Linked DNA regions of Homo sapiens: region 1 is linked to region 2. Evidence: read pairs that join two places in POLR2A ChIA-PET (ENCODE). Cell type or tissue: HCT116. All regions are shown on one strand.

What was found. ChIA-PET counts read pairs that join two places held together with the same protein. Peaks named below come from ENCODE experiments on the same cell type or tissue, not always from the same donor. Only the 100,000 strongest peaks of a DNase experiment are listed, where the experiment ranks them.
Region 1: POLR2A ChIA-PET joins it to region 2 with 7 read pairs; 1 of 35 experiments calls an interaction of 5 or more read pairs at or near these places.

What each region holds. Positions count from the first base shown.
Region 1 is chr12:124,607,241-124,611,240 of GRCh38, forward strand. It overlaps LOC101927436 (a long non-coding RNA gene), which reads right to left and starts at 1,904. Exons shown (of 4, transcript XR_242964.4): 1 at 1,463-1,904; 2 at 274-402. RefSeq lists an enhancer at 2,232-2,361. In HCT116, no CTCF peak of the experiment used is centred here; a DNase peak (open chromatin) is centred at 2,041; H3K4me3 peaks cover 1,586 bases; H3K27ac peaks cover 1,822 bases.
Region 2 is chr12:123,839,638-123,843,637 of GRCh38, forward strand. It overlaps DNAH10 (dynein axonemal heavy chain 10), which reads left to right. Exons shown (of 79, transcript NM_001372106.1): 30 at 1,685-1,908. Among named protein-coding and RNA genes, the nearest start is that of DNAH10, 79 kb to the left of the region's middle. In HCT116, a CTCF peak has its summit at 2,440 (motif pointing left); a DNase peak (open chromatin) is centred at 2,484.

The DNA.
Region 1 (4,000 bases), 770 kb after region 2:
TGGACGGTTGCAGGTGCCCCCGCCGACCCCCACAGTTCTCCCAACTCACTATGCCCCCTCTTCCCCCCAGCAGCCAGAGGGGTCCTTTCAAAACCTACATCAGGCCAGTCCCCATGCTCCTAAAGGTATCCTATCCTGCTCCAATTCCAATAAAACCCCAATTCCTTTGAAGAAGGCCCCCATGACCTGGCCCCTTCCAGCCCCTGTGATCTCTCTCCTACCACCACGTCGCTCTAGCCTACTGCTTCTCAAACACACCAAAAACAGTCCCACCTCAGGGCCTTGGCACGTACGGGTCCCCTGGCCTGGAACCCTCCTCCTCACATCTCCACATGGCTCCAACTGTCTCTTTATTCACGTCTTTGCTCAAATGTCACCCTCAAAGAAACCTTCTCTGATCACCTGTAATGAAATCGCCACACATCACCTTCCTCGCCCACCCCACATCATCTCCCTCTGCCCGCTTTGGAAGATGATCTTGTCCGTGGCAGAGTTGCCTTACAACCCACACCCTTCTCACGGGCTCTCTTTGAAGCAGCTGTTCCATTTCTAGGAAACGATTCTACAGAGGTGCTGGCCTGGGGCGCAGAGGCACGGACAGGCCAGGATGTGCCTGGTAGGGTCACTACTGCAGCAAAAGCCGAAAGCCAAGCTCCGTGTCCATCGCGAAGGCACTGGGCATGTGGCTATGCAGCCGTGACAAAGGATGAAGCCATCCCGTGGCCAGGGCGCAGAGTGACCTCCCAGATCTACGTTTCATGTGGCGTTTCTGCCGTGTATTTTTAAACCCGGGGACAAATGTATGCGTAGTAAAGGTCGTGAGGTCATTTGTCTTTGGTGTCTAGCTTGACAGATTTTGAAAAAATTGACCCTTTTAAAAAGCAAACTTTATTTTTCAGAACAGCTTTAGACTCATAAAAAGATTGTGAAGACCGAACAGTCACCCCATACTCCACGCCCAGTTTACCCTACTGTTAGCATCTGACATTAGTATGATACATTGTTTAGAATTTTGTGGGGGAGGAGACAGTGTCTTGCTCTGTTACCCAAGCTGGAGTGCAGTGGTGCAAACATGGCTCACTGCAGCCTCAACCTCCCAGGCTCAAGCAACACTCCTGCTTCAGCCTCCCAAATAACTGGGACTGCATGTGCACGCCACCATGCCTCGCTAATTCTTTTTGTTGTTGTTAGAGATAGGGTTTCGTTCTGTTGCCTAAAATGGTCTGGAACTCCTGGGCTCAAGGGATCCTCCAGCCTCGCCCTCCCAAAGTGCTGGTATTACAGGCGTGAGTCACTGCCCCGGCCCATTTTTCACAATTAAGGAACCAGTGTGGATACATTAGTATCAACTGACATCTGCCTGTTTCAATCTCACTTCTTCCCCAGGGCCCCAGGTGGCATCTGTCTTTGGCCTTCTCGAGGCTCCTCCGAGCCTCTGGGCTGGATAGTTTCTCAGACTCACCTTGGTTTTGATTTGATGACCTTGACAGTTTCGAGGCAGGTGACCTTGACAGTTTCGAGGCTTGCTGGTCACGGAGCTGCAGGATGCGCCTGCATTGGGATTGGTCTGATGTTTTTCTCATGATGAGACTGGGGTGACGGTTTGAGAGAATTTTTCAAGCCAAGTGGGTGCAGGAGACCCATGAAGGCCCCTCCCGCTGATCTTTTGAGGAATATGTATTTCTATCTGTGCATTTCTGCTTGTGTGTTCCTAAGCTACTCCCTGGAAGGACACACAGACACTGGGAACTGAAGATGCTTCTGGGGCGGGCACGCGGGCCCCTGAAGACAAAGTCGGAGAGATGCATGCTTTGCAATGTGTGCCCCGTTGGTACCGATTGAAAAAGTTATTTAACTACACGTATACGAGACTGAACTGTGTGTGTACATTTTAAAATAAAACAAAACGTGCTTCCTGTTCTGCGGCCTCTGCCCCTCCCCTCGGCAGCCCTGAGGCTTGGCCAGGGTCCAGGAGGAAGGCGCGGGGAACAGGTTGGCCCAGTCAGCTGGCTGGGACTTCAAAGGAAAGCGCCGCTGGGGCCCACCTGGGGCGCAGCGGAGCACCTCCCACAGAGGGAAGGAAATGCCAGCCCTGGGGCGACCTCAGAACATCTGCAGGGACAAGGGTGTGTCAGGCCACCTGGGCAAGCGCTTTACCTCTCTGTGCCTCGGTTTGCTCATCTGGGAATTGGGGATGTTGAGAGCACCTGAGTCCCAGCACTGCTGTGAGGGTGAACGTGATCCTGAACGCCAAGGGCTTGGCTAGGCTTTTCACGCGTGCTCTTCACACCGAGAATACAATCAAGCCCCACACCCACCCCCAGCCCGCAGAGTCCTATGTGAGCAGCCCCTGTCCACTTCTCAGACCCCATCTCTCTCCCCAGCTTCCTCCCGACCCAGGTCCAGCCACACTGGGCTCCGAGCTATTCCCACCCCAGGACCGTTGCACCAGCTGTGCCCACCACGAGAGCATTTCCCCCAGACACCCACGTGGCTTCCTGGCAGGTCCTTCTGGCTGGGTCACAACCCAATCCCCTACTGAACTGGACATTTCACCACCTGCGTTCTTGAACTCTGACGAGGTTTAAGGCAGATATGGGCACAGGCAGATAAGGGGCGTAGGTGCATGGGGGGTGTGTAAGGGCCTGCCTGGGAGGCTAGCCTCAGAGGCTCTGGGAGACGAATTTTCTCTTCTTGAGGGAGCCCCTGGGGGTGGGAAGGTCCCTGGTCCTTCAGTCCTGAAACTCGGTTGTAGAGTGGGTGAGAAGGACAGGGTGGGCAGAGGGATAGGACTGGGGTCCCGGAGGATGGAGGGGAAGACCCCAGACAGGGGGCCCCAAGCTAAATCTAGCAGAGGGGCCCAGACCCTGACAACATAAGGTCACAGCCAGCTACCCAGGGCCCCGCATGGAGTCCCCACTCCCCTCTTACCAGCTCAACCTCTCTACAAACCTCAGTTTCCCTCCTGTGTGCCTGGAACAGCTGTTGCAGGCGCTGTGAGGCAGGGATGGGGGAATTGAGGAAGGTCCTCGAGGCTGGGAAGTTGAGGCTGGCAGCCGAGACAACTGAGGCGTGAGGAGCACAGCTCTGTGCCCAGGCAGCTGCAGGAAAACACCCCGAAGGGCCATTTGCGGGGAGCCCCCAGTCTGTCTAAGTGACAGATGTTATTCCGAGAAGAGCCTCTCTCTACCCAGGATGCTGAGTTCCACAGGATGCCTGCAGCAGGGCTGGCCTGGGAGGTTGTGCAGATTCAGCATTGCACAATTTTGGGGACCCAAGGTTCCAGAGAGGCTTCCTGGAAGGGGGGCTCAGGATGAGCCATTTGGCCCCCCCTTTGTCTCCCTTCCACCTGAAAGCTCAGTTGGAACAATCCCAGCCTCGCAAGGCTGACTTGATGCCGCGAAGCGATGCTGAGTTAGTGCTGCCTTTGCTGAGACTCACAGCTGAGTAAAAAAAAGAAAAAGGAAAAAGGCAGAATTTTTTAAAAGCTGCCATCAGCACAGGGCGCCCAAGCTGCCCCTGCCTCGCCGTGACCTTTGGAGGGATGCACGCACGGCCATAAGCATCACGTGGGGCCACGGTTCGGACTGGCGCCAGCCTCCTGAGTGAATCCCGGCACTGCCACTTCCCGGGTGTGTGGCCCCAGGTAAGTCAGATAACCTCTGTGGTCTCAGTTTCTCTTTGCATAAAATGGGATTAATAACAGAGCTTGCCTCTCCATGGTTCATGTTGGGGCCCCTGCTCTCCAGGCCTGTGGGGTGCATCTGGCTGTGTCTATGTGAGTGCAAATCTGCTAGTGTCTGGGAAGGTGCATGTGAGTTTGGGCACGCCCAGGCCATCCCATCTCCTCTCTTCTGGGCAGGCTGGAAGGCTGCCTGGAGGTGGTGGCAGTAGCCAGTTTTCCTGTGGTTCCCAGGAATATATTGTGTTTGGCTGGGCCAAACAAAGCCAAGGCACTGTCACCTGCCCACGGTGGGGATTAGGGACCTTCCATGATTTC
Region 2 (4,000 bases):
CATACTTCCTCTATTTTCTTTTCTATTTTTTTTTTTTTTTTTTGAGACAGAGTCTCACTCTGTCGCCCAGGCCGGAGTGCAGTGGCGCGATCTCCACTCACTGCAAGCTCCACCTCCCAGGTTCACGCCATTCTCCTGCCTCAGCCTCCCGAGTAGCTGGGACTACAGGCGCCAGCCACTGTCATGAATTTGTTATGATTCCTTCCAGACCACAATTTCACACTTTTTAAATAAATGTATATGTATCCATGAACCATTTCCTGAATGGCGGGAAACAACAGAGAACACTGTCCCTTGTGATAGAGAACAGAGGCTGGCCAGACATGATCTTTGGCCTGCTAATCAAAGCTCTTTATCTAGCGTCAGCCTGGGCAGGGGCTCTGAGCCTCGGCGCTGCTGGCATTTGGGGCTGGATGACTCTTTGCTGTGGCTGCTGTCCTGTGCATTACAGGACATTACGTAGCATCCCTGACCACAACCTACTAGATGCCAGTAGCACCCCCTCCCTAGTTATGACAACCAGAAACATCTCCAGACATTGCCAATGTCCCCTGGTGGCAAAATCATCCCCGGCTGAGAATGAGTGTTGCACGGTAATTCCTCCATTCCAAATTAACAGAGCACTTAGGAACGAGTGCTTTCTCCTATTACTTTCCCTTTAATCAATGCTAACTTCCTTCTTAAAGTAAGATTCATATTTTCGACTGCATATTTTTCCTTTCTCAAAGGGGAGGCTTCTTCAGTATTCTGTTTCCAGTTTTTTTTTTTTTTTTTTTTTTTTTTTTCAGACAGGGCGTTGCTTTGTTGCCCAGGTTGGAGTGCAGTGGTGTGATCACAGCTCATTGCAGCCTCTACCTCCTGGGCTCAAGCAATCCACCCGCCTCAGCCTCCCAAAGTGGTGGGATTACAGGCATGAGCTATTGTGCCTGGCCTTCTGCTTCCACTTTGTAAACACATATTTTACTGTTGTAGAAAAATACAGTGTTAGGAATACTTCATTTACTGTTCGCCTCTTTTGCAAACCTCTGTTTTTATTCTTTAAAGCCTGTTTGTTGCCTTCCTCTCCTCTCTGATTTGTGAGTGCCTTGTATATGGTGGGCCCTAAAGGACTCATTGTCCTAAATGTTATTCTGATTAATAACAATGATAATAGTCAACAAATGCCAAGTGTTTAACAACATGCCAGCATTTGACTCAGATTGTTTCATTTGATTCTCCCAAGCCCACCTTGTTAAGTGCCATGATTGTGTTTATTCCAGGCAGAGAGAGGAGGAGCAACTCACCCATAGTTGCGCAATTGGATAGTGGGGAATCTGGGATTCCATCACAGGTCTCTGTTCCCCAGCCTGGGGTGTTAATCACCCTTCCGCCTCCTCCACGTTCCACTGGCTCCTATGTCCAGATACCTCCCCACTCCAGCAGGGTTAGGGACAGAGTCTGCTTTTTCTTTCTCTTTTCAATCCTCCACAGATCTTTGCACAGTACAGAGTAAATGAAAATCCCCAATAAGTGTCTTTGGGATGACCACACAGGTGGGTGAACGACATCCATCTTGCCTGCGATCTCGGCTCACCGGTTGCCATTGCTTGCATCGTGGCAGCTCTGCTGGATGGAGCACCGCTGGCTGGTCTTTGATTCCAGAACTCCGTGCAGGTCTTACAGGGCTGCCTCTCCCTGTTTGCAGATGTACGACAACATAGCATCACTGAGGTTTAATGACGGCGATAGTGGAGAAAAACTGGTGTCCGCGATGATTTCAGCAGAAGGAGAAGTCATGGAGTTTCGGAAGATCTTGCGGGCTGAAGGGCGCGTGGAGGACTGGATGACGGCAGTTTTGAATGAGATGAGAAGAACTAATAGACTAATTACCAAAGAGGCTATTTTTAGATACTGTGAAGACAGAAGCAGGTAAGGCTGCGAATGTGGACATGCATTGCTCTATCCAATTCATAGTCATAATGGATTAATTTTAAAGGCTTGGAGTAGATTGGCTGACATTCCAAATGAGGTTTTGTTTTTTTGCAATAGGTCATTAGTGGACAGATAGATGTCTTTATTTTTATTTTTTTGAGACAGGATCTTGCTCTGTCACCCAGGCTGGAATACAGTGGTACAATGGCTCACTGCAGCCTTGACCTCCCTGGTTCAAGAGATTCTCCCACCTCAGTCTTCAGTGTAGCTGGGACTACAGTTGTGCACTACCATGCCTGGCTAATTTTGTACTTTTTTGTAGAGAGGGAGTCTCACTGTGTTGCCCAGGTTGGTCTCAAACTCCTGGGCTCAAGTGATCCTCCCACCTTGGCCTCCCAAAGTGCTGGGATTACAGGTGTGAGCCACTGAGCCCGGGCAGTCTTTAGCATATGTGCTGCCAAAGCGAGCACAAGATAGCAGTCTTTCAATGATCACCCGATGCAGTACTCTCAAAGTGTGCCCCCTGGTGGCAGCACAGGGCCCCTGGGATTGTTAGAAATGCTGATTCTTGGGTCTTACCCTGCACCTGCCCATCAGAACTCTGGGGGTGGGGCCTGAGGATTTGTGTTTTTGCAAGCTCTCAGGGGATTCCCAGCACCCTTAGCGTGTGAACCCCTGACTTAGTGAACCACCAGAAACTAGGCGTTTAGTGGGATTATGTGTATGTAACGTTGTTTCTAAAATATTTACTGAATTTCCAACATTCTTTGATTTTTGTGGCTAGAGAGGCTTCAGGATATCATGCTGAGCCCTGCCTGCTCCTAGCAGCTGAGTGCAGTCCAACTAGAAATACAGAAAGCCTCTTTGGCTAACTTATTCTATTAGATTAGACAGGATCCCCCGTAAAGTTGGAGAATATTTGGCAGGGCCTTCGTGCAGACATAGAATCTTTCTTGTTATTATGAGAACACCATTCTCTTGATTTTGTACACTGCCTTTTTGATTTTACAAAGTGAAAACATCTACTTAAAAATTATTAGCGAATAGCATAATATTTATTTGATTATGATCCTGCTGTTTCCGAGGTACTGAGGCATATCAAAAATTTGTTTGCATCTTTATGTGGATATGTTCAGTGGATAAACTGGTAAAACTGGATGTCTGGAAAAAATTTTTTTAAAGCTTTGATTTAAAGCAGTTGCCAATTTCCATGGTGCAAATATTCCTGCCATGGCTGATTTCAAAGCTAAATGAAATAAGTGGTTTAACAACCAGCTTGCAAAATTCCAGAATATTCGACAGTTAGTCTTGTGACAGGAGGTGGCCCTAGCATTCATTTAACTAATATTTCTTCAACCCCTGCTCTGGGCGATTTATTATGCTAGATGCTATTTCAAAACTGAACTAGACAGAAATCTCTGCCTTCTGTATGTATTAATCACTGAATGTTTTAAATTATCTTTTCTGCTCCAAAATACTGTGAAGTTTACACCAGCATCAGTTGATTTTATTTTCACGATAGCTACCACTTTGCTAGGGCATTGCTATGTTTGGTAGTGCTGAGTTGGTGGAAGAGAGTAAGGGAATGCAGCCTGATGGACTGAAAAAGATCTTTTTCTCATCCAGATGCTCCTTTGAGCACGTGAACTTGTTGCTTCCAACAGGGAGAATAGTTGACATGAGCATGTGGTTTTATTTGAGCTGATAGGTGTGGCATCACTGAGAAGTTAGGGCCAGCTGTATCTAGTCCCAGGAAGCACCTTTGCCCTGGTCATTTAATCTTCTCTGATCCTATGGCCTCAGCTGCCACCTCTCCGTTTCTGATTCTAGGTTTGTCGCGTCCTTTACAAGGCCCGTCTTTGTTCATCATTTCGGTGTCGTCCTCTGGGCCTTCGTAATCTTTGTTGTCTCTCTCCTGATGTGTAGGAATCATGGATATAAGTGATCTTTAGGTTTTCGCTGCACCACACAATTTTAAAATAAAACAACAAAGGTCAATGTTATTTTTATTGCTTTTCCTACTTATTTATTTATTTATTTATTTATTGAGACAGAGTCTCGCTCTGTCACCCAGGCTGGAGTGCAATGG